3 separate regions of the Homo sapiens genome follow, and all the other regions are linked to region 1. A link is a loop called in an ENCODE intact Hi-C map of the cell type or tissue named here. Cell type or tissue: heart right ventricle. All regions are shown on one strand. Region 1 holds the start of LOC124904040 (a long non-coding RNA gene). Region 2 holds the start of YPEL2 (yippee like 2). Region 3 has its middle 20 kb from the start of YPEL2.

Region 1 (5,000 bases):
AGAGGTGAAGACCTGCCTGTACGAATCCAAAGAAAAAAGTCTGTATGTGGGTGAACACATCTGAAGAAGTTCCATGAGAACCACTGACTAAAATGTAACGTGACTAAATAACGTGTGTGCAGCCACGTTAATGTGTGACGTGTGTAGCTGCAAGGATCTAGTGAAAGTCTGGGAATATGCATAAAAGAATTAAGTATTTGTAGGCCACTGTCTAGAATTTACAATTTGCCTCCTCCCAGATTTGTCCTGATCCGTCCACTTGCAATGCCCTTCTCTGTCTTTCCTTCTCCATTAATACATGCTTATCACCTTATTCAAGAGCCAAGGAGAATCTCACCACCTGCAGGAAGACTGCCCAGACTGACCCCTCTTAACTGTAATCATCCTTTTTTTTTTTTTTTCTTTTTTAAGACAGAATCTCACTCTGTCATCTAGGCTGGAGTGCACTGGCCCGATCTGGGCTCACTGCAACCTTCGCCTCCTGGGTTCAAGCAATTGTCCTGCCTCAGCCTCCAGAGTAGCTGAGATTACAGGTGCACACCACCATGCCTGGTTAATTTTTGTATTTTTAGTAGAGATGAGTTTTCACCATGTTAATCAGGCTGGTCTCAAACTCCTGGCCTCAAGTGATCTGCCTGCCTCCGCCTCTCAAAGTGCTGAGATTACAGGCCTGAGTCACCACACCTGGCCTCTTAACTGTAATCATTCTTTTAAATGCACCCTCTCCAAATGTGTGTGTCCTACATGTCCTAGGGGAGCCCACACGGCATTAACGGCATCTTTCTTAATGATCATTTTCATGCCACTTTCCATATGTGTGGTTTGTGTTCCTAAACCAGTCTACAAGCTCCTTGAGGTGGGGACTATTTGGGAGGAGAAAGGGTGTGGTTTGTTTGGTTGCTGTTGTTCTTGGCCTTTTCTCTTGGATATCCTAAAGCAGTGCTTCTTAAACTTTAACAAGCACATTAAATGCTTATTATTGTTACATATTATATGCTTATTAATGTTACCTGTTAAATATTTATTAATGCTAAATGCTTCTTACTAAAATGCAGAGCTGATTTAGTAGGAATGGGTTGGGCCTGAGATCCTGCATTTCTTTGTCTTTGTTTCTTCTCTCTCTTTCTTTCTTCCTTTTCTTTCCTTCCTTCCTTCGCTTTCTTTCTTTCCTTTTTTTTTTTTTTTTTTCTAAATGGAGTTTTGCTCTGTTGCCCAGGCTGGAGTGCAGTGGTGCAGTCACAGCTCACTGCAATCTCAAACTCCTGGGCTCAAGCAACCCTCCCACCTCAGCTTCTCAAAGGAGCTGAGACTATAGGCGTCTATCACCATGCCTGGCTAGATTCTGCATTGCCAACCTAAGTGCGGCTATTGGTTGGAGGACCACACTTTTGAGTGGCAAGGCTTTGTAATTCCCAGAATAGTGCTTCAACATAAACAAGCAAGACTTTTGGTAGTATTCTAGGAAAATTCCCTTCTGAGGCCCAAGCCCTTCAAGCAAATTCTACCTTGCAATAAGGCGTTTCCTCTTTGATCACTAGACTGCCCCCTAAATTAACTGCAGCCTGAGGACATGCTTTTGTTATAGTGCAGTTGTTTGAATTTGTGTTTAAATCTAGGAATACAGATAGTTTTACTAATGTAATTTGAGAAGATTGGTGAGTTATTTTGGGTATGCATGGCCTAGCCCTGCAATCCTAGGATTCTCTTGATAAGCGCCACAATTATACCAGCTGATCCCATAAAAAGGCAAAACAGTCTAGCCCGCATAGAGTGCTGACAGCTGTAACACCCCCTTCTGGACGAGGGGTCTTCGCTTTTCCCCCAGGTGGGTTAGGTAGCTGGAAGCAGACATAAAGCTTTTATTTTCCTGTGCCTGGTAAGTCTCTGTTTCCTGTGGAAAGTCCCACTTCATCAGAGGCAAAGAATTCTCTCTTAGTTTCACCTCTGAAGCTAGGAAAATTAGCCTTTAACCATACTAAATAGACTTCAATAAACGTTTTTCTATTTTCTTTTTAAATAGAGACAGGGTGTCCCTATGTTACCCAGGCTTGTCTCAAACACCTGGGCTCAAGTGATCCTCCCACCTCAGCCTCCCGAAGTGTCGGAATTACAGGCATGATCCTAGCCAATAAATGTTTTTTAACTGGGAGGGACAGACCAGAAGGATAAGCCGGCACTAATGAAACCAGAAAGACACTTGGCTGGACTCCTAGCATGACACCAGCAAGAGGAAAGTCAAGGCCAGATGCCATCGCTCACACCTGTAATTCTAACACCTCGGAGGCTGAGCTGGGAAGATCTCTTGAGGCCAAGAGTTTGAGACCAGCCTGAGCAACATGGCAAGACCACCCCCCTCCCCATCTCTACAAAAAGAGTAAAAAATTAGCCAGATCTGGTGGTGCATACCTGTAGTCCCAGCTACTTAGGAGGCTGAGGTGCTTGGGCCTGGGAGTTCAAGGCTGCAGTGAGCTATGATTGCCCCACTGCACCCCAGCCTGGGTGACAGAGCAAAACCCTGTCTCAAAAAAAAAAAAATAAATAAATAAAGGAGAGTCAAGTCTCTCAGGGCCTTGGTTTACTTATCTGTAAAATGAAGGTATTGGGCTAGAAGATTCCTAGCAGCCCTAACAGGTTAACTAACAGCCAACTTGGGAGAAAGGCAAAGAGACAAGAATTCCAACGCTGGCTACTTGACAGCACAATGTGACTGGAGTCTCTTGGCTGACTTGTATTCTCTCACTGGTCTCAGCCCAAATGCTTGCCCTGATATGGTACTAAGTTATCCCTTCCTAGAAAAGTTGGTGCCTCACATCCGCCTGCCTGTTGTAGAAAGACGTGAAAAGACACGCCCTGTGCTGCCACCTAGTGGTTCCTCTTCTATCAAGGCAGGGTAGACTCTTCCTTTCTGTTCTCCATCCACCGGCTATGAGGGTCTAACAGGAGAGACTAAAAATAATGCACTTCCAGGTGCCACCGCTTTAAGGGAATCAGGGACTATGACTAAGAACTACAAGGTCTTCTAAACTTTATAATTTCCTCCGTATTGTTATTTCCTGTCTGTTTCGCTGCAGCGATTAGCAGTAAAACTCTAAAAACAAAAATGACCAAGGTTGTTTTTAAGGTCAGCAAGGAAGCAGGGAACTGGGGAGAGACAGCACCCCAGGGTTTGAGGTAAACAACACCAGGAGATGGAGTGGGTGGAAGGAGCTGAATAGCGGAAAGGAAAGAGGGTGAAGTCCTCTGGCTTGTTTGAAAAAGGAAAGAGGGGGTGGGAGGATGAAGTTGCCTTTTAGCTGGAATGAAAGTCATCATCTTAATAGCATTGTCATTCTTTCCTGTTTTGTCTTTAGATGCACAAATCTGTTTTCAAGCCTGGAAAATGAAGCAAATGTGTGGTTTTCAGCTACTGTTGCAGTTCAGGGGCCTTTGTAGCAAATGATACTCCCCTAGACTAAGGATCCGAAATACAAATGTCTATAGAAAGGCCACGCAGATATCGTACTTGGATGGAGGCAGCCAGAGGTAAGGCTGTTGGGAGTGGTGGGGACTGTGGTAAACAGGAGAGTACTCACTCCATCTAAGGAAGCAGAAACAACCAGTCCCAGGTGATTATGGGCCTAACCAAACCGTGTACCCACATTGCTAGATCTTTCACATTTTCAGGAGAAGCTGGAAACTTGGATTATTATGTGAAGTCACCTTATTTTTAAATGTTGGCGGCTAATGTTGCTTAAAAACAAACAACAGTACTCTGAGCCAAATAAAACATATCAATGAGACATATTTAGCTCAAAGGCCAACTCTTTGAAAACATGAATACAGAGCATTTTGCAATCTGGAACGCTAAAGCACTAATATGATTTTTTCAAGGCATGTGGTCTTCTTCTGAATAACAAATGACAAGGCAACAAGCAAATACCAGGTAAACTGGGGAACTGCAAAATGCTTTGTGTTACGATTTGTTAAAATTGACTATTGTGCCTAGAAATTTATATAAAGAGCTAGTTTGTTAATTTTTCATGTCCAACTGGAAAGCTCTGATATATTCTTTCAATAAATCATGAAACATTTATTGAGCACCTAATATATGCAAAGTAAAGATAAATAGGCTGGGTGCCGTGGCTCACACCTGTAATCCCAGCAGTTTAGGAGGCTGAGGCGGGAGGATTGTTTGAGCCCAGGAGTTCGAGAAGAGCCTGGGCAACTCAGGAAGACTTCATCTCTTCATCTTCATCTTACAAAAAATTTTAAAAATTAGCTGGATGTGGTGGTGCATGCCTGTAGTTCCAGCCACTTGGGAGGCTGAGGCAGGAAGACTACTTGAGCCCAGGAGGTCAAGGCTGCAGTGAGCCATGATGGTGCCGTTGCACTCTAGCCTGGATGACAGAGCAAGACCCTGTCTTAAAAATAAATAAATAAATAAATAAATAAATAAATAAATAAATAGGCTGGGTGCCGTGGCTCACGCCTGTAATCCCAGCACTTTGGGAGGCTAAGGCAGGTGAATCACCTGAGGTCAGGTGATTAGCTGGGCATGGTGGTGGGCCCCTGTAATCCCAGCTACTCGGGAGGCTGAGGCAGGGAGAACTACTTGAACCCGGGAGGCGGAGGTTGCAGTGAGCTGAGATTGTGCCACTGCACTCCAGCCTGGGCAACAGAGTGAGACTGTCTCAAAAAAAAAAAATACATAAAATAAAATAAAAATAAAAAAATAAAAATTTAAAAAGATAAATAAAACTTTTCCTATAAAAAGTGTCAGATTGTATTTACTTTATTTCTTTTTTCTTTGTTTTTTGAGACACAGTCCCAGTCTGTCTCCCCAGCTGGAGTATAGTGGTACGTTCTCAGCTCACTGCAACCTCCACCTTCTGGGTTCAAGCGATTCTCCTGCCTCAGCCTTCTGAATAGCTGGGATTACAGGTGCCCACCACCACGCCCAGCTAATTTTTGTCTTTTTAGTAGAGACGGGGTTTCACCATGTTGGCCAGGCTGGTCTTGAT
Region 2 (5,000 bases), 110 kb before region 1:
AGCGTGAGAGCCTGTGGCCTCTAGCCTTCAGGAAGTTTCCATTGTATTGTGATTTTTAAAATGTAGGTTGTCCCTTTTATATAGAATAGCCTGAAGTTTCAAGTTTAATGTTATCATACTACAAAGTAAGACTTCTATCTGTTGATCAGTATACTCTGAGAACAGATCCTATCAATTTCTGCTTGGATTCCCACTGGATTCAACTCAGATATAAACCCTTAGGGAGGGCCTACCATGTGCCAGGTGCTGAAAATACAAGGACGATCTGATAAGGTTCCAGCCCAAGAAGGACTGGCAGAGAGGACAGATAACTGATAACTCTTAATTGGGAGTGTAGAGTGTGGGGTGATGTAATGGAGCTCTGAGTAAAGTGCTATGTAGGGTACTAAGAAAAGGAAAATTAATTTTTCTGGGGAGGCTACGGGAAATTCCTCCACAGAAGTGATACTTGATCCAATCTTTGGACTGAATCATCAGGCAAATGGATTTGAGATGGGATGAGAGGAAAGGGCTGAGGGGTGGGGAAGGGGGTAAAGGAGAGAACAATATTCCAAGTGAAAGAAGCCGCAGGGACAAAGATATGAGGCAGTAGGCACATTCATGCATTTGTTCAGATAGTCACTCAAAAATTTGTTGAGTGCTAGTCACTGTTCTTGGCACTGGGGACACAACAGGAAGCAAGACAGACAGGTCCCTCTGATGTTTACACAGAGTTTACACTTCAGAGCTGGATGGGACCAAAAAAAAAAAAAAAGCACAAAGAAATGAAAAAGATTATTTGAGAGAGTGATATGTATTATGAAGAAAATAAATTGGGGTTATGATAGAAAGGGGGCATGGCATGTATGAATGGGTAGTCCTCCTCTCTGGAGGAGGCTTTTTTTTTTTTTTTAAACAGAGTCTTGCTCTGTCTCCCAGGCTGGAGTGCAGTGGTGTGATCTTGGCTCACTGCAACCTCCGCCTCCTGTTGAAACGATTCTCTTGCCTCAGCCTCCCTAGAAGCTGGGATTTCAGATGCCCGCCACCATGCCCAGCTAATTTTTGTATTTTTAGTAGAGACGGTGTTTCACCATGTTGGCTGGTCTCGAACACCTGACCTCAGGTGATCTGCCTGCTCTGGCCTTCCAAAGTGCTGGGATTACAGGCATGAGCCACTGCACCTGGCATTTGACCTCAGAACCAAATGGTGAAGAGGCAGCCTTCTGGGGGCAAGGTATTCCAGGTGGAGGGGATGGCAAATACAAACACCCTACAACAGGACGAGGAACAGAAAAAAGGCCAGCTTGACTGCAGCAGTTTGAGCAAAGGACAGATGGTGGAAGACCAGAGAGGTTGGCAGGCCTGGTTACTAGGGCCTGTGGGCCACCAGAAGGAGTTTGTTTAGAAGTACCATCTGGCTGCTGCACAGAGAATGGGCTGGAAGCAGGGAGATCAGTTGGGAAGCTGCTGCTTATTCTAGGCAAGAGATGTTGGTGGCTCCAACCAGGGTGCAGCAGCAAAGGCAGATGTGTTCACAGCAAATACATATTTGTGAAGTGAAACTGACAGGACCTGTTGATGAACTGGGGGATGGCGGGTGAGGGGAAGGAAGATGTAATTAATTATTTCAAATTAATAATGTGAAGGTTGAGAGGTTAAGTAAGGTGAACACATAAAAGTGACTCTGTTCACAGCAGCAGTAGCACCAATATGGCAACAGCGGGAAGATGGGATTAGTGAGAGGTTGCTGGAAAATAATTCCGTGAAGGCTCTGGGAATGAATGAATTTGGCTTCACACAGAGGAGACAGAGGTACTGTTCCATTGACAAAGGCAGGCTGATAATCTGTGAGGCCAGGAATCTCTCAAACTTTTACCAGCAAGGGTTTTTGTTTGTTTGTTTGTTTAAGCCTTGGCTGACTCTGAACAGATCTGTTTATTTCTCTCTCTCTCTCCATCTCTTTTTGCTTTCCAGGATAAACATCTGTCTCATTTCACCAACTCTCCATTGGCCTCAGCGTCTCTCCTCTCAGTAGATTCTTCAGAATACTATCATCCAAGTCAAGCAGGGAATTCTGCTCATAGTAGGCACTGAGAAAATGTATTGAGGGACAATTCAAGTGCCCCCTCTGGGTTCAGAGAAGTTGCATCTATTACTTTGTTTCACTTACTTCATTGTTTCACCTCTCCCTTCTCCTTTACCAGCTCAAAATGCTTGGCTCTTTTTGACTGGGAGGAGGCATGATCAGGCTTAACACTTTTTTTGTTATTGGCCGGCTGGCTGGTTTTATTGTCTCCTGACCCTAAGGTCTGGGGCCTCTTCCAGTCCCCTGCATACACACAGCAGGCCTGAAGGGGTCCTCAGAGCTCCCTCTGAAACCACTGTATCAGGCTAGTCTTCTTTAGCTAACGTTATCTTTTATTTAAACAGAAACAGTAGCCACCAGTCTTGTTACATAACATACCAATATCCTAGGGTGTTAAACTAATTCAGCATCTACTGTTAGGAAGTGGTGATGTGGCAACACAAATATTCGCTCACACAATATTGCGGAAACGTTGTAACAAACATGACTTTCTGGCCCTACTTAGAATTTCAGAGCTGGAAGGGACTTGAGATCATCCTATTTCAACCCTCCTTGTTTTAAACTGTGGAAACCTAGGCCTGGAGAGACAAAGAAACTTGCTCAAGAAGCAGATCAGGGCGAGACGGCAAGCTCTTACTAATCTAAAGAATCCATCACATCTTAGATTAAGGATTAAATGCTAAACAGTTCTTGTTTGTGATTCCTCTCATCTGAAAGCATTCCCCCCCCCCCCCCGTTTTAGACTCTCCAAACTAGTCAGTTGTGAACCAGGACATAGCCTTTGTTTACACTGAAACTGCAAATCTGAGGCTGATATGTCAGCCCCACAATACTGAGGTATTTGGGGTGTTTTGTTGTTTTTACTAACCTTGGTGACTGGATTCACATGCAATAGATATTAACTGAATACAATTTGGTTGACCAAGCATATTTTAAAAACAGCTGGGTGGAGATGCAGGTGAGCCAGCATTCTGGGTGTACGTGCAAACCAGTGTGTGGAAGGCGGAGAGTCAGCTGCACCTCCTGCAGCACCTCACATCCTGATGGCTGCACAGTAAAACACTAGTTTCCTTGGAGGAAGAGTTCCCAGAGGAACTGCGGAACCCCAGTGTCTTGAGCGAAAGGCAGGACCTGCTTTGTTCACCTTGTCCGTGCCAACATTCTTTATCAAACTGTCCTGTTTTCCTGCTGGGAAACTGCCCCACTCCACCCACCTGGTGCCTCCCTGGTTTCCTGACTGCCACGAGGTTATTTTTTAACCTGCTCTTCCTTGAAAAGCACCACCCCGGTGACCCAGAACGTGGACTCCTCCCCTCTGGTCACTCGGACCATCCCACTCTAATTACCGTCATCTGCCTCTGAAAGTCATGGAAAATTAGCAGCAATGGGGCGGTCTTCAATTCCACTAAGCCCCTTTCGTACTTTTAATTCGCCGAAATTACTAGCAGGGCAGAGAGAAGAGGGGAAATGCCTGGCTTCTGAGCAAGGCATGGGTGGGCTGGGTGCAACTAGCACTATCATTTTCTTTTAATTTTATTATTATTATACTTTAAGTTTTAGGGTACATGTGCACAATGTGCAGGTTTGTTACATATGTATACATGTGCCATGTTGGTGTGCTGCACCCATTAACTCGTCATTTAGCATTAGGTGTATCTCCTAATGCTATCCCTCCCCCCTCCCCCCTATCATTTTAAATTCAATTACCCGGGGCCTGAGGGCCACTTCTGGTAACTTAGGCTATGGCTTAGGGCGAGGTTTAAAACGTAAGAAAGGAATGACTATCTTGAGCCTCCAGGGAGATGCACTGCAAATCCCCCCGCCCCAAAATACAACCCAGGTTCTGGGAATCCCAGCCCTGCCCTGGGGACAAACCCCAAACTCAAATAAACGGCCTCCTCCTAGGCGCTGAGAGCCCACCCAGCTTTGGCACTCTGGGTCCCTGCCCTCCGGCAAGTTGCCGGGACGGGCGGGACCCTAACCAGCCGCTCTCCCCTAGCCCAGGCTGGGCCGGGCCGAGGGGTGGGGGAGTGGGCGGTCGGGGAAGCGGGGGGCGGAGTTCCGTCCTCTGATGATTGGCTCTGCGCGGATGGGCTGCGGCTGCGCCCGGCCAACCCGCGGCGTGTTGCTATGTGCTGAGCCGAGGGGATAGGTGCGGGGGCGCGTCCATCACGGGGTAGCCCCCGGCCCGGACCCGGAGGGATGCGGAGTGGCGGCCGCGGCGGTGGCGGAGACTGTGGCTTTAAGAGCGTGCCGGGAGCCCGAGCCCCAGCCGGGCCGCGCTTCGCCGCTGCGCACCCCAGCGGAGCCAAGCCCCACGCTGGCCGGACAGGGCCGCCTGTCGCCGGGTAAGTGCACCGGAGTGCGGCGCGGGCCGGGCGCGCGTGGGCGTGGGGCGCGCTGTCAGCTCGGGCTCTGGGTCCCCGGCCCCGGCCTCCGGACTCCCCCGGCCGGGCCTGCGCGGGGTTGGGGGTGCGGCGCCCTCGGTTCCGCGTGGGGTCCCCGTGGGCGCCGGGGACGGGGAGCGGCCGCCGGGCCACGTGACCGGTTTGTTTACAAACACTGCCGGGCCCGCGGCCGCTCGCGGAGGGAGCCCAAGGGCGCGGGACCCCCGGCCGGGGCGGGAGACGCGCGCCAGGGGCTGGGCGAGTCTGCGGGGCCAGGTTTGGGGCGGGGGTGCGGAGCTGGAATCGCCGCTTCCTCCTCCGCGTCGTCCCCATGGGTTCGGACTCCATGGGGTCCGGGTGGGGCTGGGGACGCCCTCCGTCCTCTCGTGACGCCGCGTTTCCCTCGGAGAGTCCTGGGGACACTTAGGTCCAGGGGCGCCGCCCTGGGGGCCTTCCACTGTGGGACTGGGCGCCCTCGAAATTTCTCGGAGCGCGTCGTCTGCCCCGACCCGGGTCGAGGTAACCGCAGCCGAGTTCCTCCCTGGCCG
Region 3 (5,000 bases), 130 kb before region 1:
CACTTGAGGCTAAGAGTTTGAAACCAGCCTTGGCAACATAGAGAGATCCCCATCTCTACAGAAAAACCAACTTTTAAAAATTAGCATGGCCTGGCCGGGCGCGGTGGCTTACGCCTGTAATCCCAGCACTTTGGGAGTCCGAGGCGGGCGGATCACAAGGTCAGTAGATCGAGACCACGGTGAAACCCCGTCTCTACTAAAAATACAAAAAGTTAGCCGGGCTTAGTGGCGGGCGCCTGTAGTCCCAGCTACTCGGGAGGCTGAGGGAGGAGAATGGCATGAACCCGGGAGGCGGAGCTTGCAGTGAGCCGAGATTGCGCCACTGCATTCCAGCCTGGGCGACAGAGCGAGACTCTGTCTCAAAAAAAAAAAAAGAAAAAGAAAAAAATTAGCGGGGCCGGGCACGGTGGCTCACACGTGTGATCCCAGCACTTTGGGAGTCTGAAGCGGGCGGATCACAAGGTCAGGAGATCGAGACCATCCTGGCTAACACGGTGAAACCCTGTCTCTAATAAAAATACAAAAAAATTAGGGGGGCGTGGTGGCGGGCACGTGTAGTCCCAGCTACTTGGGAGGCTGAGGCAGGAGAATGGCGTGAAACCGGGAGGAGGAGACTGCAGTGAGCCCAGATCACGCCACTGTACTCCAGCCTGGGCGACAGAGTGAGACCCTGTCTCAAAAAAAAATAAAAATAAAAATAAATTAGCAGCCGGTGCAGTGCCTCACACTTGTAATCCCAGCACTTTGGGAGGCTGAGGTGGGCGGATCGTTTGAGGCCAGGAGTTCAAGACTAGCCTAGCCAACATGGTAGAGCCCCGTCTCTACTCAAAATACGAAAAAATTAGCTGGGTGTGGTGGCAGGCGCCTGTAATCCTAGTTACTCAGGAGGCTGAGGCAGGAGAATTGCTTGAACCTGGGAGGCGGAGGTTGCAGTGAGCAGACATTGCACCATTGCACTCCAGCCTAGGCAACAAGAGTGAAACTCCAGGCCTGGCATGATGGCTCACGCCTGTAATCCCAGCACTTTGGGAGGCCGAGGTGGGCAGATCACCTGAGGTCAGGAGTTCGAGACCAGCTTGGCCAATATGGAGAAATCCCGTCTCTACTAGAAGTACAAAATTAGCCGGGTGTGGTGGCGCATGCCTGTAATCCCAGCTACTCGGGAAGCTGAGGCAGGAGAATCGCTTGAACCCGGAAAGTGGAGGTTGCAGTGAGCCGAGATTGCGCCATTGCACTCCAGTCTGAGCAACGAGAGCGAAACTCCGTCTCAAACAAAAAAACAAACAAACAAACAAAAACAGCCAAACTCTACCTCAAAAATAAAATAAAATTAAAAAAAAAATTAGCCATGTGTGATGGCAAGTGCCCGTAGCCCCTAGCAACTTGGTAGGCTGAGGAGAGAGGATTCCTTGAGCCTGGAAGTTCAAGGCTGCTATGAACTATGATCATACTACTGCACTCCAGCCCTGTCGACAAAGTGAGGCCCTGACTCAAAAATAAATTGGCCAGCAGTTGCTCATGCCTGTAATCACAGCACTTTGGGAGGCCGAGGCAGGCAGATCACTTGGGTCCAGGAGTTCAAGACCAGCCTGGGCAACATAAGGAGACCCAGTCTCTACAAGAAATAGAAAAATTAGCCCAGCTTGGTGGTGCACACCTGTAGGCCCAGTTACTCAGGAGGCTGAGGTGGGAGGATCGCTTGAGCCTGGGAGATGAAGGCTGCAGTGAGCTATGATGGTGCCACTGCGCTCCAGCCTGGGCAACAGAGGAAGACTCTGTCTCAGGAGAGGCGCCACCTTTACAAATTTATGACCTGCTTTTAGACAAATACGGGGATGGCAGAGAGTTTTCCTTGTATTTGCTTCTTCTCAATTGTCTTCAGCTCAACATAGTTAATATGCTGAAATGGCATATTTTGGTGTGACATATTCTGCTACCCTTCCAGCTGTATTTTTTTTTTTAAGAATTCATCCTTCACAAAATAAGGTCTTTTCCTCCTTCACATTATAATGTATCCCTTTGAACATTATCTGTAACTTTTATAAAGCTGTTAATCACAGAGTTTCTAAACCTCAGCACTATTGACATTTTGGCTCAGATAATTTTTTGTTGTTTGTGTCTTAATCACTGTATGTTTAGCAGGATCTCCGTCTCCACTTGCTAGGTGCCAATAACATCGCTTTCCAAAAGTTGTGGCAACCAAAAATTTCTCCCCATATTGTCAAATGCTCCCTGGGGCTGGCGGGCAAAATTGCCCTTGATTGAGAACCACTGCGTTAAAGGAAAGTCAATGGCATAAAATGAGAGCGTGTAGCTGGCTAGTTATGCCCTTATTTTACCACGAGAGGTCTCCCTAGACCCCATTATAGTTCTAATCTGGACAATACAGGGCTAAGGGCGCCACCAAATAGATTGTTATGACTTGGTGGATGGTGACAGTAGGTTTACACACTAAAGCAGTTGATCAATCTCCCATGCAGAAGAATTCCAAATAAATTATGTAACTACTCTACTGCAAAGGAGGGGACTATAACTCCTCACTCCTTAAGTGTAAGCTCTGCATGGTGACTTCTGTCCAAAGAGTATGACAAGGACTGGGAGGAGTCACTACAGTGGGGGAACCTGACAATCAGCCAGGTGATCCAGGAGAACATCAACACTGATAAATCATATTGATAGTATGTACCCTTGATATGATGTCATGAAAATGGCACTTTACCTCTGTGTCATCCCCCCAAAACACACATGACCCCAGTCTAGTCATGAGAAAAGCATCAGACAAATCTTAATAGAGGGGTGGCCTGCAATATACCTGATGAGAACTTCTCAACACTGTCAAGACCATCAAAACTGGCTGGGCGCAGTGGCTCACGCCTGTAATCCCAGCACTGTGGGAGGCCGAGGCAGATGGATCACCTGAGGTCAGGCATTCAAGACCAGCCTGGCCAACACAGTGAAACCCAATCTTTACTAAAAATACAAAAATTAGCTGGGTGTGGCAGCGAGTGCCTGTGGTCCCAGCTACTCAAGAGGTTGAGGCAGGAGAATCGCTTGAACCCAGGAAGCGGAGGTTGCCTTGAGCTGAGATCATGCGACTGCACTCCAGCCTGGGCGACAGAGCGAGCCTCTGTCTCGGAAAAAAAAAAAAAAAAGAAAAAAGAAAACAGCATCAAAACCAAGGAATGTCTGAGAAACTATGACAACCAAGAGAAGCCCAAGGAGACATGGCAACTAAATGTAAAGTCGTCTCCTGGCTGGGATACTGGAGCAGAAAAAAGGACATCAGGTAAAAACTAAAGAAATCTGCATAATTATAGCAAATGTGCTACACTAATATGCAATATTAATAATACAGGAAACTATGTCAAGGGCAGGGTTATATGAGGACTCTATATGCTGTTCAGCTTTTCAGTAAATCTAAAACCACTCTAAAATTTGTCTATTAATTTTAATTTAATTTTATTTTATTTTGAGACAGATTCTCACTCTGTCACCCAGGCTGGCATGATCTCGGCTCACTGCAACCTCTGCCTCCTGGGTTCAAGCAATTCTCCTGCCTCGGCCTCCTGAGCAGCTAGGATTACAAGTGCCCGCCACCACGCCCGGCTAATTTTTGTATTTTTAGTAGAGATGGGGTTTCACCATGTTGGCCAGGCTGGTTTTGAACTCATGACCTCAGGTGATCTGCCCGCCTCGGCCTCCCAAATTGCTGGGATTACATGCATGAGCCACTGCGCCTGGCCTAAAATGGTCTATTAATTTTAAAAAGCATCTGATCAAGTACTGCCTTGGCAAAATAAGCAAAGAAGCCTTTAAAATGATGAATTTCCTAGAATTCTGTTTTTTTTTTTTTTTGACTTAGTTCTCATTACATCACCCAGGCTCGAGTGCAGTGGCATGATCATAGCTCACTGTAGCCTTGCATTCCTGGGCTCAAGTGATTCTCCCACCTCAGCCTCCCAAATAGCTGGGACTATAGATGTGTGCCACCACGCTTAGCTAATTTTCTTATTTTTATTTTTTGTAGAGATAGGATCTTGCTGTTGCCCAGTCTGGCTTCAAGGGATCCTCCCATCTTGGCGGCCCAAAGTGTTGGGATTACAAGTGTGAACCACCACGCCCGGCCTTAGAATCTTATTGCTGATCTCAAGGGAATAATTTGGTGACTGTCATGTGAAATGCCACCTTCACAAACAAATCCATCTTCTCACTTTATGCAGCAGTATCAGTTAAGAAAAACGAAGATTGACACCAAAGAAAAAAAACTTTGAATAGAATAAAGAAGTCCAACTATTTTTTTTTTTTTTTGAGATGGAATTTCACTCTTCTTGCCCAGGCTGGAGTGCAATGGTGCGATCTCAGCTCACTGAAACCTCTGCCTCCAGGTTCAAGCAATTCTCCTGCCTCAGCCTCCTGAGTAGCTGGGATTACAGGCATGTGCCACCATGCCTGGCTAATTTTGTATTTTTAGTAGAGATGGGGTTTCTCCATGTTGGTCAAGCTAGTCTCGAACTCCCAACCTTGGGCGATCCACCCACGTCAGCCTCCCAAAGTGCTGGGATTACAGGCGTGAGCCACCACACCTGGCTTTTTTTTTTTTTTTTTAGATGAAGTCTTGCTCTGTTGCCCAGGCTGGCGTGCAATGGCTCCATCTTGGCTCACTGCAACCTCCACCTCCTGTGTTCAAGCGATTCTTCTGCCTCAGCCTCCCGAGTAACTGGGATTACAGACACACACCACCACACCTAGCTAAGTTTTGTATTTTTAGTAGGGATGGGGTTTCACCATGTTGGCTAGGCTGGTTTTGAACTCCTGACCTTAAGTGATCTGCCCACCTCGGCCTCCCAAAGTGCTGGGATTACAGGCGTGAGCCACCATGCCTGGCCCAACTACTTTAAATAATTCTTTCTATTCTAACAGGTGTGTAAAAGTGGCATGATCATGTGAGGTGAATAAGAACTATTGTATCTCATTGCTATCCCTTCGAAGTTGATACTATA

The links. A loop is a pair of places that touch in the nucleus more often than their neighbours do. Peaks named below come from ENCODE experiments on the same cell type or tissue, not always from the same donor. Only the 100,000 strongest peaks of a DNase experiment are listed, where the experiment ranks them.
Region 2: a loop joins it to region 1, with 5 times the contacts of the local background. A loop is called at or near these places in 110 of 110 quality-filtered maps.
Region 3: it touches region 1 in a loop (6-fold over the local background); 105 of 110 quality-filtered maps call a loop at or near these places.

Annotation. Positions count from the first base shown.
Region 1 is chr17:59,438,115-59,443,114 of GRCh38, forward strand. All of the region lies in intron 2 of LINC01476 (long intergenic non-protein coding RNA 1476), which reads right to left. It overlaps LOC124904040 (a long non-coding RNA gene), which reads left to right and starts at 2,559. Exons shown (of 3, transcript XR_007065867.1): 1 at 2,559-3,014; 2 at 3,351-3,522. RefSeq lists enhancers at 2,582-2,691, 2,702-2,761 and a silencer at 4,790-4,995. In heart right ventricle, a CTCF peak has its summit at 2,877 (motif pointing left); a DNase peak (open chromatin) is centred at 2,847; H3K4me3 peaks cover 595 bases; H3K27ac peaks cover 3,928 bases.
Region 2 is chr17:59,327,412-59,332,411 of GRCh38, forward strand. It overlaps YPEL2 (yippee like 2), which reads left to right and starts at 4,244. Exons shown (of 5, transcript NM_001005404.4): 1 at 4,244-4,413. RefSeq lists a silencer at 4,010-4,529 and an enhancer at 4,740-5,000. In heart right ventricle, a CTCF peak has its summit at 2,321; DNase peaks (open chromatin) are centred at 2,270, 3,360 and 4,210; H3K4me3 peaks cover 2,453 bases; H3K27ac peaks cover 5,000 bases.
Region 3 is chr17:59,308,815-59,313,814 of GRCh38, forward strand. No RefSeq gene overlaps it. Among named protein-coding and RNA genes, the nearest start is that of YPEL2, 20 kb to the right of the region's middle. RefSeq lists a silencer at 2,174-2,468 and an enhancer at 2,451-2,520. In heart right ventricle, a CTCF peak has its summit at 2,340 (motif pointing right); a DNase peak (open chromatin) is centred at 2,331.